Linked DNA regions of Mus musculus: region 1 is linked to region 2. A link is a loop called in an ENCODE intact Hi-C map of the cell type or tissue named here. Cell type or tissue: gastrocnemius. All regions are shown on one strand.

Region 1 (8,000 bases), 450 kb after region 2:
AGGAGGTTCCCAGGTATAAATACAGGACACCCAGGGACAGGTGAATTCCATATGAGGTAAATTCCATTTTTTATTTTAAAAATATACGTAAGTGTGGGTCATACAATACTCCCCCCCCCCAAAGTCTTAATTTAAGGGAGTATCTATTTTCCCTTTTTACCAACCCTTGCCCATGTAGGACATGGCAAACAAATGGGAATGAATCAAGGAAGAAGTCCAATGGAGTGGCGTTGAGAGGTTGGCTCCGTCGGCCGTGGAGTAGGCAGGTGGGGTGCTGTGAGCAGTTCTGAAGGCAGCTGACTAGGGTTCTGTGGCACAGGCCAAGCAGTAGCCCTAGACAGAGATGCAACTCCTGAATTAGACAAGGGACTTCTGTCCCCCCATGACTACTATTAGTCGATCAGGAGGACATCTCTCTACTCCTATCTCTGAGTGTAACAGTGAGCCCTGGCCACGCTACCTGCCATGCCCATGCTGGGAAAGCCATGTCCCTTCCTTACTGCCTGCCTGGTTATTTTGAGCAAAGGGTGATAGAATACCGATTTTGCCAGCACCGCCCTTTGGCCTACATGGCTTGGGCTTGGACAATCCCAGTTTCTCTACATACTAATGGCTCTGGGATAGACTACCCAGGCTTTTTCCCCAAACAGAAGGCAGTTTGTGATTTGCCCTTCTAATGCATTAATGTTTCTACATGTCAGTTTTAGGAGTGATGCTTACACAATGTCTAAACAGTTCCTTTTGAACCACAAATAATAGGTGTGTAAACCAACTCGAGGGCAGTGGTTCTCAGCTTGCTGAATGCTGGGGCGCTTTAATACAGTTCCACATGTTGTGGTGACCCCTGACCATGAAATTATTTCATTGCCACTTCAGAACTGTAACGTTGCTACTGTTGTGAACTGTAATGTAAATATCTGATAGGCAGGCTGTCCAATCCAACTCCCAAAGGGGTGGAGAGCCACAGACTGGGAACCACTGCACTAGAGCGTGGGTTTCCTCAAGTTCCCCACCAATCACTGTGGTCTTGAAAGTCCTTCCAGCCCCACATAAGTATCCTAACAGACTCACTTTCCACTTCCAGCCAGCCCTGCAGGCAGCTAATTGCTTTATCAAGGGTTTTAGTTGCTTTTCACAAGTCTCCCAGATTAAACCCCTTACTCTCCTTTTCAAAGTTTTTTAATCTTGGTTAGGGCCACCGCATCCTTCTCAAAGACATTCTCGATACACATGCTCATCATGGGTCAGGAGATCTTTTGTTTTTGGTTTTTGGTTTTTTTCGAGACAGGGTTTCTCTGTGTAGCCCTGGCTGTCCTGGAACTCACTTTGTAGACCAGGCTGGCCTCATACTCAGAAATCTGCCTGCCTCTGCCTCTCCTTCCCAAGTGCTGGGATTAAAGGCGTGCGCCACCACTGCATGGCTCAGGAGATCTTTTATATCTAGCATTGTTCTCATGGTTCAAATCCCTTCTCTGTCTCTGTCTCTGTCTCTGTCTCTCTCTCTCTCTCTCTCACACACACACACACACATACACACACACACACACACACACACACACACACACACACACACACACACACACATACTCATCACTACTCAGGCCTTCAGCTTTTTCCATCTGCTCCTCAAATACCCAAGAAAGGCTCTGTGCTACTCACACATTAAACCTACCATCCATCATGCCCGTATCTCACATTAAACCTACTGTCCACCATGCCTGTATCATACATTAAATTGTCCCATGCCTGAGGAGCCCTAGACAACTGCATTTTTCCAGCAGAGTTTGACATTCAGTATCTGACCATAGGCCCAATAGTGTATCCTTAACTGGAACATAGTAGGTTCCACTCTGCACAAAGGAAGTCACTCTCACGTGCAACACACACACACATGCACACACACACACACACACGGATGCACACATGTACTACATACAGATTTTCTCTGTTCCTCTTGTTGGAGACTTTTTAGCTACTTAAAACATTAACAGTTCTTAAAGGTAAGGAGGGACAGAAGAACAGTCCCCTCCACACAGGCAGTTTGCACCAGGTCTGCTAGTGAGTGACAAGGACAGTAACTTCCTTTTGGAGACCATCACCTGTTACAACCACTGAAGGATGCCCCATGCTGACCTGAGAAGGGGAGGAAAGAGAAACCACGTAGAAAAGATGGAGATGGAGCTTAACCTGGAAGATGCCCAAGTCCCACCTCACCAGTGGTAAGGGGAGGAGAGATGCCCAGGTACACACTTAGAAACTTGGAACAAGCATGCCCTCTGCAGGCAAGCCTAGGAAATGCACTCACTGTTCAAGGGTGTAGAGAACAACCCTATGGTCTAGGGGCTCCCAGGTGGCACAGGATTGCTCACGCTCCACAGTAAAAAGGACACTGTGGCATTCCAAGTGATGTCTGGCCACCTTGGAAGAAACTAGCAGGCTGCCAAACTGTTCTTTTGTTGTTGTTGTTTTGTTTGTTTGTTTGTTTGTTTTTTGTTCGTTTGTTTTTGGGTTTTTTGTTTGTTTGTTTTTGCTTTTCAAGATAGAGTTTCTCTGTGCAGTCCTGGCTGTCTTGGAACTCACTCTGTAGACCAGGCTGGCCTTGAACTCAGAAATCCACCTGCCTCTGCCTCTGCCTCCCAAGTGCTGGGATTAAAGGTGTGCAGCATCACTGCCCGGCTTGCCAAACTGTTCTTTTGCTACAAAGAATATAACTGCACCTTTGCTACACCTAACTTTTGGGCTGAGAGAACTGCCTTCTTGCTTCTTTCCCCCAGGGCTTGCCACCAGGCAGACCTGTGGACCAACGCTAGAGGCACTTTCTAGATGCAATTTGCAAGAAGCCTTTGATGTGGTTCCCACCACCAGCCTTCTTAGGCTGCCAAGGTGAGGACCCTCAGGGTGGGCAGGCATACACTGGGCTGAGCAGAAAGGCACCCTGGGACGCAACATGGCTCTCCACAGGCTGGAATCTGGGAGCCCAGAGGATCCTGAAGAACTAGGGTTGTGGGTTTCTTCTGGGAAACCCTCTACGCCCCAAGGCTCTGATCCAAAGAAAAGGAAAACAAAAGAGTAAAGAGTTTGTGCTAGCTGTCCTACCTGCCTTGCTTAGCCTTTCAATCTCACACTCCTGCCACCTATCTCCAGAGCTGCAAACGGGCAGGGAGGACAGAGGACGCTGGGACTCACATAATTTGCCCTCCTCAGACATACCAGGAGCCAGCCTGGCCACTCATCACAGCTGGGCACAAATACTTTGGCCTAGATCTGCAGTGCCTTGTGGGTGTCCAGGGGAACCCAGCAGCAGGGAAGAACCCAGAAAGACTCTGGTCTAGAGTGCAGTTCCCAGCAGGGGTGCTCTCTCCACCAAGGCCTGCTGGGATCCAGGGTCTTTTACTCAAGCATCTCCGAGCTTCCAGGCGGGTGTATGTGTGATACAGAAGCAGTCTGTGTGTATATTCAGCAGCTGCAGGCTTCCAGAACCAAACACTGCTCACTCTGAGCTCCTGCACAGGGTGCAGAAACACATGCAGGAGTGCATGTGCAGAAACACATGCAGGAGTGTGCTTGTGTGTGCCAGCCTGTCAGAGGGTTTCCATCCTTCTCATCTCTGGCCTCTGAATTTGCAGGTTTTTACATCTCCACTGTGTGTAAAGGTCACCAAACAATTCAGCGCCTACTCCTGAGGAAAATGAACTGTTGCTGGCATTTTTATTTTTAACTGGAGGCTCTAATTTGACAAGGATATTGTTTGGGGAGGCCCTGCAATCTCTGCCTTCAAGGAAGACGATGCTCCTCCGTGGCCAGTTCCGTGGCTCATCCCTAGCCTCTCCACCCCGAGCTCCCACCTCTTCCAGGATGTCGCAGGCCCCAAGCCCCTCTCTTTAGGGGAGATTTCTGCCTGGAGGGAGAAGGGAGCCCCTTCCTTGTCACACCCGGGAAAGTGGGTGGAGCTTTGCCTGCACTGTGAGTAGGTGCCAGCCCTTGACTCTTGGCTGACAGCACTAGCCAGAGCAACCGAGCCCCCAGGCAGGCTCTGAACTCTGTGCAAAGTCTGCTGCCAACAACAGCAGAGGAGCCTCAAACACAGCACAGTCTGGCTTGAAGAAATTAGCTAGGAACAACAACAACAACAAAAAATAGATAAACGCAGCTAATACTGAAATAGATACGCAGCCTACATATGCAGATGTAGATGAGAGATACAGATGTGTAGATAATATACAGCCATAGCTATAGAAATATGAACACACATTTTCCCACGTGCCCAGAGTTGAGGTGGGAAGCCGCCGAGACACTACCCCCTTTCCATCCCAGACCTCCAAGAGCCCTGGCAGGCGTTCCCTAACTCCAGTTCTATGCCCAGTGAATGGCATCAGCCTTCTGCCTATCACTGGTAACCTCAGTCTCTGTGTGTTTCCTATACTGATTCTTTGCTCCACACAACATTATCTTGCTTCTCTAGCAAATCTGTGTGGTCTCTTACTTCTCAACTCTTTGCACGAGAGACCGAGAGAACTGCACGGCCAAAACATGACTACCAGGAACAGTGTGCCAGCCTCGGGACCTCAGGCTTTCAGAGACGACAGGGAGGTAGAGTGGGGACCAATGACAGAGGAGTCGAGGGAATCGGGTGCAGATGGAGGGATAGGTGTTCTGGGAACATTTTAGAACGTGTTGCCACCCTTTCCTGATAAACATGACCCCCACCCCCACCCCGTCTCCCTCTCCTTTCCTTCTCTTTCCCATTTCTTTGCACCCATAAACCCTCAGTTTCCTCCACTGAAGCATTTGGGAGACTCAGCAGGCCTTCGTGAGGACTGAGTGAGCCAACATCTGTTCTTCAAATTAATGCCATTTCTATAGTTTTGGTTTTCTTTTCATCTTCTCTGCTTCCCCACAGCTTAAGAAGCTGAGGCTGGACCAGACACAGACTGGAGGATGGGGTCCAGGGAAGGCCGGCATCGTCCTAGCAGTTAGATACCTTCTCAAAAATTCCCAGAATTCCAAATATCACACAATCACAAAAACTATCTACAGCTGGCAAAATCATGCCTCTGCTAGAGCACAAGGCTCCAGTAGTGACAAGTGACACTCCAGCAGTGATAAGCGTGACAGGCCCTAAAAACCTGGGTGCTGTCCCGAGGCAAAAAGTTCACGGAAACTTAGTCTCCTGGAATCGTGGCATCCTGTATAACAAATACTCCAATGTTCTTGCTTTAGTCGGTAAACGGATCTGTGTGCTTTCCCTTAATATTGCTTTACTATAAGTGCCTCTATTTGACATATAGCTAGGTTAGATTCTTCACTGGTCCTAGTCAGTCAGTCCTTGAGCCGACCCTGGGCGTGGATAGCTAAGTCACTGCCCTACACAAGAATTTACATTATCTGGGAGGAAGGAAGTTTGTGATCTAAGGAGGAGCCAGAGTAAGATACTTAGAACTATAGATAGCTGAGTTCACCCATACACAAGTATTTACAGTGGCCTAGGGGGAAGGTGGACTACACAATAGACTAGAATAGGAACTATGGCAAGGGCATGAAGCCCTGGCTTCTAAGATTAAGTGGACCTTAGGTGGGCTGCTTTTTTTTTTTAATTAATTTATTTATTTTATGTGAGTACACTGTAGCTCTCTTCAGACACACCAGAAGAGTGCATCTGATCCCATTACAGATGGCTGAGAGCCACCATGTGGTTGCTGGGAATTGAACTCAGGACCTCTGGAAGAGCAGAGGGTGCTCTTAACCACTGAGCCATCTCTCCAGCTCAGGTGGGGCTGCTTTTGATTCCCAGTTCTTAGCATTGAATTTTATTCCAGTTAACATTGAATTTTATCCCAGTTGGTTCCTGCCAGTCCTCCCTTGTTTGCATTCCTCTGTTTTATGTAAGAGTCCAGTAACCTCATTGTACCTTGCTGGTGTGTCACCCAACTTCCCCATTTTCTTCTATATAAAAAGTTTGATACTCGATTTGACAAATTACATTCAGATCCACACTCCCTTGTGTTGTGTCTGTTTGTCACCTCTCCTTCTCGCCGACTCCTTTGCCCACCTACAACCAGAAACCCATTCTGCGCAGATAGGAGACCCGGAAGAGGTTAGTCTGTGGCAATGAACAATCTGAAGCACCCTCATACCCCATACCTAGGATTAAAACAAAATCATATTCTTACCAAAGTTCCAAAATTATCAAGCTGTGAACTGTCACGTGCGTCCCGGGAGTAGAGTAGTCCCTTGGAAGAGCAGTCAGTACTCTTTAACCACCGAGCACTTCCTACAGCCCCATAGCTCTGCTTTATAAGGCTTTTAATGTACTGTGTGTATGTGTTCATGCACAGCATCCCTGGAAAAAACAGCTTCTTTGTTACTGAGGTTTGAGAGCTCCTCCTTGCATAACATTGCAGCAGTCAGAAGAGCAGAGGGAGTACAGATTTAGTAGACTTAGACAAGTCATCAAACCTGGATACCTCAGCCTGAAGTTTCCTTACCTGCTAAATGAGACATTAATGATGACTTCCTGTGGCCAATCCACTTCTCCATCCCTAAATGCTTTACAGAAAGGATGGTGCCATTCATCCATGGACAGAGGCCGCCCCACTTCACTCCACTGCACCGAGCACAGTATTCTGGGATCTCCAAACAAGGTAAGCCATGTTTCTGGATCTTTTATAATGTCCTCTTTGGTAACCTAGACTGAAGCTGAGAAACCCATGCTCTTGGAGATGCTGTGTGGGCGCTGCGGTGAACAATGCCAGCGGGCAGCTTCTACCGCTCTGGCCTCCAGATGAGTACAGCCCCAGCCACCATCTGATTGCAATTTCATAAGACCCCCTCCCAACAGAATAGCCCCGTTGAACCCAGAAACTGACAAACCAAGATCTGCAATATGTAATTTTTAGCTACTAAGGCAAAGTTTGTTACACAAAGCTGCCTCCTGGGGGTGTTATAAAAATTAAATGAGATAGTTCATGCCAATGGAATAACAAGGTTCTCTGTCAGTGAAAACTAACCTTTTAAAAAGCAATCTACTTACAAGGTACAAGTTGCTCAACACCCATCGGGCATCTCCTAGTCCATACTTAGTGGGCACCTATCCAAACATGCTTTCTGTGTAGTCAAAGATTTTCTAAACAGAAAAAAGTTTTGGAGTAGCTCCCTGCAGTCAGTGATGGGTTGCTTCTTGACTATTTTCATATTAAGCCCGATCTACTCCAAGAAGAGTGGCCAATGACAAGGTCAGGAGTTAGAATACAAAAGTTACTAAGACAAACCAGGGGCAAACATGTGGGCAGTTTCTACATGGTTCTACACATGCAGAGAGAAGGGCCCAGAGAGTGGGTGTTCTGAGAGTAGGGTACTTCACTCTAAGGTAGCTCTCGCTGAGCAGCTCGCCTGCACTCTCAAGCCTGCTGCCGAGGTGTCTGTGTACAACTCATATACTCAGCTGGTAAGCTTGTGGCCTGAGTGGCTGCTTGACTTCTTGATGCAGTTCCTGAGGCTGGCTTCTTGCATACCCACTGTCCCTCCTGATCTTGTCAAGGAAGGGAGGAGGAAGAGGAAGAGAGAAAGGGTGGGAGACAGGGAGGAGGGGCATGCCTAACCCTGGAACACCAGCCAGCAGAGGTCTTTCAGGGCATTCCTTGGGTCTTGTTAACTCCACATTAAGCCCCAGATCCCAGAACAACCAAAACAAGAAAAAGATCACACACACACACACACAGACATACAGAAACACACACATCACACACTCACACACACACACACCACACACACACACACACACACTCACACACATACACACATACATACACACACACAGATACACACACACTGAGTGGCCAATGACATATACACACATACATACACACACACACTCACACACATACACATGCACACATACATACATACATACACACACGCACGCGCACACACACACGCATACACAGACACACACAGATACACACACACATGTGCACACATTCACACACTCACACACACACTCA
Region 2 (8,000 bases):
CTTCTATCTCATGTATTCTGTTGGTGATGCTTGTATCTATGACCCCTGATTTCTTCCCTAGGTTTTCTATCTCCAGAGTTGTCTCCCTTTGTAATTCCTTTATTGTTTCTATTTCCATTTTTAGATCCTGGATGGTTTTGTTCAATTTCTTCACTTGTTTGGTTGTATTTTCCTGCAATTCTTTAAGGGATTTTTGTATTTCCTCTTTAAGGGCTTCAAGCTGTTTACCTGTGTTCTCTTGTATTTTTTTAAGGGAGTTATTTATGTCCTTATTAAAGTCTTCTATCATCATCATGAGATGTGATTTTAAATCCGAATCTTGCTTTTCTGGTGTGTTGAGGTATCCAGGGCTTGCTCTGGTGAGAGAACTGGGTTCTGATGATGCCAAGTAGCCTTGGTTTCTGTTGGTAATGTTCTTGTGCTTCCCTCTCGCCATCTGGTTATCTCTGGTGTTAGTTGGTCTTGCTGTCTCTGACTGGAGCTTTTCCGTGCTATGGGCCTGTAAGTCTGTGATTTTAGGTATGTCAGCACTCCTGCAGAGATCAGCTCTCTCTTGAGAGGGGTTTGTATGTGGAGGGTTGTGGAGCAACCTTAGCTCCTGGATGCAGATGGTGACCAGGAGGATCCTGTCCTCAGCTGCTCTGCTGTTCCTGTGCCCTGGCACTCCTGGCAGGCCCTGCTTTAGACAGTTATTGGAGAGAAAGTGGTGATCTCAACTCTGAGCTTAAGAGTGAGCCCCCTCTCTCCTGGTGGAGACTTGCCTGCAGAGGGCTGTGTGGCAGCCTTAGCTCCAGGGTGCCAGTCTGAGTGTTTTATAAAATGTACGTTCTGGGATGGGCTTAGGGCCTTGTGCTTGCAAAACAAGCATTTTCCTGACTGAACCATTTTCCCAGCCCAGTGACCTGGACCTGTAACTGCCTGGCCATTCTCTCAATTTCTGCTCCATCCTTATCCCTGACATCTTGTGGGCAGGACAAATTGCGAGTCAAAGGTTTTGTGGATAGGTTGGTGTATTCATCTCTCCATTGGAATTCTTGCCTTGTTACAGGAGGTGACTACTTCAGGTTTCATGTCCTCTACTGCTAGGAGTTTTAGGTCACTCTCATAGATTCCTGGGAGTTTCCCTTGTCCTGATTGTATCAGAGATGCACCCTCCCCCACCAATTTCATTTCTCTCTCTCAGTTCTATCTGCCTCCATCTTCCCTACACTTGATTCCCCCTGTTCCCCTCTGCACTCCCTCTCTCACCTAGTTTCAAATGTCCAGTATCCTTAGTCATCAGGGAAATGAAAAAAAAAAGACTCTTAGATTTTATCTTACACTAGTCAGAATGGTTAAGATAAAAAACTCAAGGGATAGCACATGCTGGTGAGGATGTGGAGCAAGAAGAAGACTTCATTACTGATGGGAGTGCAAACTTTACAACCACTTTGGAAATCAATTTGGCAATTTCTCAGAAAATTGGGAATAGTTCTACCTCAAGATTCAGCTATACTACTCTTGGGCATATACCCCAAAGATGCTCTAACACCACAATACGGACACTTGCTCAACTATAGTCATAGAAGGTTTATTTATGAATAGCCAGAAACTGGAAACAACCTAGATGTCCCTCAACTGAAGAATGGGTTAAAAAATGCAATACATTTACACAATGGAATACTACTCAGGTATTAAAAATAAGCATATCATGAAATTTGCAGTCAAATGGATGAAACGAGAAAATCTAATCCTGAGTGGGATAAGCCACACCCAGAAACACATGTGCATGGTATGTGCTCCCACAGAAGTGAACATTAGCCATAAAGTACAAGATAGCCATACTACAATCCACAAACCCAAGGAAGCCAAGTAACAAGAAAGACCCAAGGATGCTTGACACTCACTGAGAAGGGGAAGCAGAATAGACACTGGGGATGGATGCACAGACAGATTTTAATGAAAGAACAGTATTTTAATGAAAGATCTAGCCCATATAAATACAAAGGCATGTCAAATCCCAAAAGGAGCAGCACAGTGGGTCCCAGGAGGACAGATGAGCTAGCCAGGGGCCTGTGCAGAGCTGAGAGGCAGACTCTCCAGCTGCAGCTGGAAGCTTCTGTGGACCTGGAAAGACCTAATACTTCTTTCAAGCCCAACAGGAAGAAGAAGGTACAGCTGACCGCTCTCGGGCAGAGAGAAGTGTCTCTTACTACAGGGAAAGTTAAGAAAATGATCTAATTCAGGACTGAAATCTGTAACATAAAACCCAACCCAGGGCCCACATTCTTAATCTCACTCCACCAGTCCCACAATGCTCTTCATGCTCTACTCCTGGATGTGCATGGGCTGAGTCCCATGGTACTCACACAGATGGCACCGTGCCGTGCTGTGCTGTGCTGAGTTCATGTAGTCCAGAGGCACTGATGGACACGAGGATTTCCCAATTCCGTGTTCAGGTGATGGCTTAAAGTTGGCACAATGGGAGAACTTACACCACAGAAAACAAACACTACACGCCAGGACTTTCCCCCTGCAAGAACTGGTTATTTAGAACTCCTCAGGATTCTGCTGTCTTGGTATGCTTTGTGTACGAAAAGATATGATGACTATCTGCTTCCAGATGGTCTCATGGGCTTTGTGGAGTGGTCTCCAAATGGTCTCTCATAAGGCTTTCATAGTGTTCACAGTAGGTACAGGAGGACATTTCCTGTGTGGAATTCAAGGAGATAAACCTATTAAAAGCAAATCCCTTCGTGCTGCCTTGGTGGTTCTTCCAGCTTCTACAAGTGGGCACATTTGCCATGAAGGGTGCGACTTGGCAGAGCCCCAGAGCTCTGGTACAGGGAAAGATGTACAGCTCTGGGGGTCGCAGCTTCACATCCTGCTCATTACTTCCTATTTGCCCTTGTTAATGCATCAGCTTCCCCCAACGCCATCTTTATTAGGAATATTGATGATCTAAGCCTGTGATGGCTCCCTTCCCTAGATCTTCAATAAGTGTTACCTTCATGTCCTTCCATGGATCCCTTCTGGGGACCAGATGTCACTGTCTAGGTGTATTTGTCTGTTCGTTCGTTTTCAGGTGAGAAGGATCTTATTCTTGTCTAAGTCCTGATATGTTTGTTGACTCTGAAAGATGTGGCTCAAGTCTGGAGAGCAGGAAAGTGTGCCAGACCTTTCTGAAAGGAACCCTAGCCAGTGCAAGCAAACCCAACAGCAACACACAGAAACACAGTAGAAACAGCCACATGCAACAGCCCGCAGATGTGGGCCCTGCAGCGAACCACAGTGTCCCGGGCTAAACCTAAAAACCCCAGGAGAGGTACACTGACAATATCGGACAGACTCAAATGTGGACTCCCATCTAGGTGGCTAAAACTTGTTAATTAGGAGGGAGGGGTGACGGTAAAGTAGAGCTCAGTTTATCTCTTTCTTAGCTGCTGTGTCCAGAGTCTCTTTCCTTTTGCTCTGTCACCCAAGCTTTCTCTTTTTTTCTTCCGATTGCCCTTTATCGCTTCTCTATGCGGTCAGGGGTAATGAAACTTGCCAGCTGCATCTGCCCTTGAATTCAGTCCCCAAGCATCCTCAGGAGCAGGTGTCTGGAGCAAAGAGACATTTAAAGCCTTCTGTCTTACTCCCTTCTCACGTTTGGAGGCTGCTTTTCTTCCTCTTCTTTGATCTCACAGTCTGAGACGCACAATAATTACAAATATTAGAGTTGGCGTAGGGCGGTCAGGATGCTTGGAGCTGACAAAGGGACTCTTGTACTGAGAGTAGCGGAGGGTGAGCAGTAGGTGGCGCTCTCTAGCCAGCAATGCCCGGTGGGATTGGACAGGTCAGAGTGCACCTTTGTTCTGGAAGCTTGAAGGGAGAAGCTTTTCAGCCCATCTACAGGAATGGCTAGATCTTGATTCCCGTCCTAATTTTACTTCTCTGAGCTATTTAGCATCTTCATGACGTGTTGAGGTCTGCAGAGCTGGGGGAAGCTGGGAAATGAACTGCCTAAAGATGTTACTAAAACTCATTTTAACTGCTGGAATTAATAGATGGATTGATATTCTGCCTGGATGTCAGGTCGGTGGTAATCTTTCAGAGAAAACGTTGTGCTGGTGTGGGAGCCTCCTCATCCTTCCACAGCACTTCATGTCGTGTGATCACTAAACTTTATGGTGATATATAAACAAATAGTCAACAACAACAGATCTTCTTAGGAAGTGTGAAAAAAAAGTCTATTTCTATTTGAGGAACCTTTGGAATGCTCAACGTAAGTGGGGCAGGTTTGCTTAGTGTCACTATGGCAACACGCTCCACACCTGCTTCCTGGCCCAGTAGAGGGCCAGCGCTTGGCTCAGGGCTTAGCTCTGGTTGGGAAATTGATCAATGTGGACTTGAAGGCTTCACCCCATTCCTATGCTATGCTCTAGAAAGGAGGATATTTCTCTATTCACAACCCTGACCCCCCCTCGCCTTGCCTACTATGGAGACCCTGGCAAAAATGTGGCCCTGTGATAACATGTCATTTACAGCCAGCAGATTCCCCCTTGTCTTAGGTATGGTTGCTGTGGAGAGACACCATGACCAAGGCAGTGTATATAAGAAAGCATTGACGTGAAAGCTTGCTCATGGTTTCAGAGGTCCCTATGATCATCACGGTGGGAAGCATGGTGGCAGGCAGGCAGGCAGGCAGGCAGGCAGGCAGGCAGGCAGGCATAGCACTGGTGCAGTAGCTGAGAGCTTACATTTGGCTCATAAGCACTTGGCAGAAAGAGAGGGGTTTGAAACTTCAAAGCCTCCCTACAACAAGGCCATGCCTCCCAGTCCTTCCTAAACAGTCCAACAGCTAGGAACTAAGCATTCAAATAGAAGACCTTACATTCTCATTCAAACCACCACACCTTATTTCTCTCCTCATACCGTGTGAATTATGCTGCTCTTCTCAGGAGGGACAGCATTCTGCTCCACTCTATTTGATTAAAGTGTCCCTCCACCTCCTCACCAACACAACCCTGCTTCATGAGTGCTGACTATCCCAGTTCATCTGGTACTGCTATGATCAAACAAACAAACAAACAAACAAATAAAACCCTGAAGTTCCTAATTACATTTTAGGATGTCCAATCACTCCACCCAGTTTTGGATTTATGAGATACACATGGCTTATCATAATTCCTTTCTAGCTTGTCTGAAGCAGTGGCCTCGTGGGGGTGGAGTAGAGGCCTAGAGCCAAAAGCACCAGTCATGGGGGCTAGCAAAGGAGAAGCTGTGAGACTGAGTCACACGTGCCTTCTCTGAAGTTGTATATCCCAATGCAACCTCTTAGGACCCTTCTGCAGGCTTGTGACCACTGGTATGTCCAGACAGGAAAACCCTGTGTCCTAACACTCTTGAATGCCTGTTGCTAGCATTCACCTGCTCAGACCAGCAGAATGTAAGCTACTGGAGTACAACAGTGCTGCTGTCTCAGTGAAGGCAGCATACACAGCTTCTAACCGAGCATTTGAAGGTCTTCCCACTGTGAGTCTGCTGTCAACTTGGGGCTGCTTCTCTATCTTTTTTTGTGTTCATGGAGAATATTTTTCACATAATTATGTAAATCTAGAGATAAGGTCCTGTCTTACCCTGGGGATGGGGTGAGGGTGTCACAGCCAGCATGTAACATAATCTCTCATATGAATAGCTGTTACTATGTTCCTAAAGGGCTACCAACACAAAGGAAGCAGGCAGTTTTGCTCAAAGCAATAAGCAAGAAAGGCAGAATAAGTCCCAGAAAATTGGTTTAGTCCCTGGTAACTGTGCTGGTTATACTTCTCCTTGAAAATTACTAACAGGAATCTACTTTAAGGGGTAGATTGCTTTGCTTTGTGTTCAAAGGGACACCGTCCATCATAGCCAGGATGGTGTGGTGAAAGGGATTATGAGCTGGGTGCTCGCATTGCACCTGCAGTCAGGAAGCAGAAGCAGAGCAGTAAGCGGAGCCTGGCTAGGAAGCCTCAGGAGCAAGCCCAGTGAAGCACTCCTCCAGCTGGCTCCACCTCCTAACGGTTCCACAACCTTCCAAGACAGCGCCACCTGCTGGGGACCAAGGATTCAAACACACATGCCTGGGAGGCACATTGCGCTTTCCTTCCATCATTGATCTTTCACTGCTGTGCTAGCTGGCTTCTGGATACACTGGTGGATGGGTCAGTGAGTTTTCTTCTTCTGTTCCCCACCCAGTAACCAAGCTGCATCAGCTTCCTCAAGTTCTCCCTTTCCCCTCTCCCTCTGAAGACTAGGCTTAAAATAGAAGTTGTCAGAACTGTGTAGGCTCAGGGCTTAGAGCTCAAAATGAACCTGGATCACATGGCCTTGGAAGGGCTAACCACAGAAGTAGGGTGAGAGTTTGCTGAGCTCTAAGATGCACTTGTCATCAAAGCACTATTATTTGGAAAAGCCACAGCTTAAAGTTCTGTGATACTCTTTCTGTCTCTGTCTCTTTGTCTCTATCTCTCTCTGTCTCTCTCAGTCTTTGTGTCTCTGTCTCTCTCTGTCTTTCTCTCTCTCTCTGTGTGTGTGTGTGTGCTGTGTGTGGTATGTATATGTGTGGTATATGTATATATGTGATGTGTATCTGTGTGTTGAAAGGGCTCCTTCACCATCTCTTAAAGACTCACCAAGACTCCCAGCTTTTTTGTCATCCAATACATACTTATTATTATGTATTGAATTAACTTGAAGTGACAGATAGCTATTTTATTAGACTATCACTGTGAATCAATCATATTAAAATGCTGCTGGCTTGATCGATTTGATTCCTTCAAACTTTGGGTCCTCTTCAGGCCAGAGGTTTTAGGAATTAGGAGAGTACACTGTCTTGAGTCTGAGATTGCTTTCTGTTAGGAGACAAGCCGGAATGGGAAGAAGTAACTTCTACAAAGCGCCCAGTGGCTGCTGTCTGACTGGGGAGGGGAACAGTGGGGTTCATTGTGTGGTGAAGGTTTTGTTCACTGGTGTGAAGGAAGGGGTATGTCTCTGGAGGATTCTGCAGCATTTGGTGAGCACTGAGAAGGTGCTCCGAGCACTTTCTGATGGAGCTATTGAAAAGTCAGCGTTACAAGGCTGCACCCCTTTCTCTAGTAATGAAAATAAACGCAGCCCTGGCACACAGGCTGTAATCTGGAAATGGGTTTCAGAAATCCACTCTACTGAGTAAATGGGCTATTACAGCCCATCATTATGGAGGCCAGGAATGTACATAGACTAGAGAGAGGCGGGAGTGGAGCAAGAGGAGAGGGGAGTTAACCATTTCAAGATGTGATAGACTAGAAAGTTTAGCCTCTAAGTTTTCATCTGCCTAATGTTCTTATTGACAGCTAAAAAAAATCTCAAAAACTGTGAGGGATTGAGCTTCCCCCCCCCCCCACATATAAGTGAATATATTAGCTGGGTAGTTTCTTAGATGCTTTTCACAGAACATACAAAACTCTTTGGGGTAAAACAAAGGATGTTATTACTCAGAGTACTCGAAATAGGTGGAATATCAGAATAATAATATGAGGAAAGAGAGAGGGGGAGAGAGAGGGAGGGAGGGGAGGAGAAGAAGGAGAGAGAGGGGGAGGGAGGGAGGGAGGGAGGGAGAGAGAGAGAGGAGGGAGAGGGAGGGGGAGGGGGAGAGGGAGAGAGGGAGAGGGAGAGGAAAGGGGGAAGAGTGGGGAGAGGGAGGAGAGGATGGAGAGGGGAGAGAGAGAGAGAGAGGAGAGAGAGAGAGAAAGAGAGAGAGAGAGTTTACTAAGCTGGAATAGCAGCAGTGTAGACTGTGAAGAGGTATGGGCAACATCTGCACGTGGAGTAGATTATTTAACAGGAGGGGGTCTTGAGCATTATGAACCTTAACCCATTGTGATGGGTAGTGAGCACTTCTTTCCTTTACAGGTTCAGGGTACCCTTTCTTTGGAAAGACAGCTCAACAAAGGTCAGTGTTTGTACTAACAAGGGTTAGGGTTAGGATTGAGGTTAGGGTTAGGATTAGTGCATCTTTT

What was found. Peaks named below come from ENCODE experiments on the same cell type or tissue, not always from the same donor. Only the 100,000 strongest peaks of a DNase experiment are listed, where the experiment ranks them.
Region 1: a loop joins it to region 2, with 6 times the contacts of the local background. A loop is called at or near these places in 41 of 42 quality-filtered maps.

Annotation. Positions count from the first base shown.
Region 1 is chr9:14,340,190-14,348,189 of GRCm38, forward strand. No RefSeq gene overlaps it. Among named protein-coding and RNA genes, the nearest start is that of Gm34156, 25 kb to the right of the region's middle. In gastrocnemius, a CTCF peak has its summit at 2,269 (motif pointing left); DNase peaks (open chromatin) are centred at 2,272, 3,356 and 3,981.
Region 2 is chr9:13,886,064-13,894,063 of GRCm38, forward strand. No RefSeq gene overlaps it. Among named protein-coding and RNA genes, the nearest start is that of Fam76b, 62 kb to the left of the region's middle. In gastrocnemius, a CTCF peak has its summit at 6,064 (motif pointing left); a DNase peak (open chromatin) is centred at 3,781.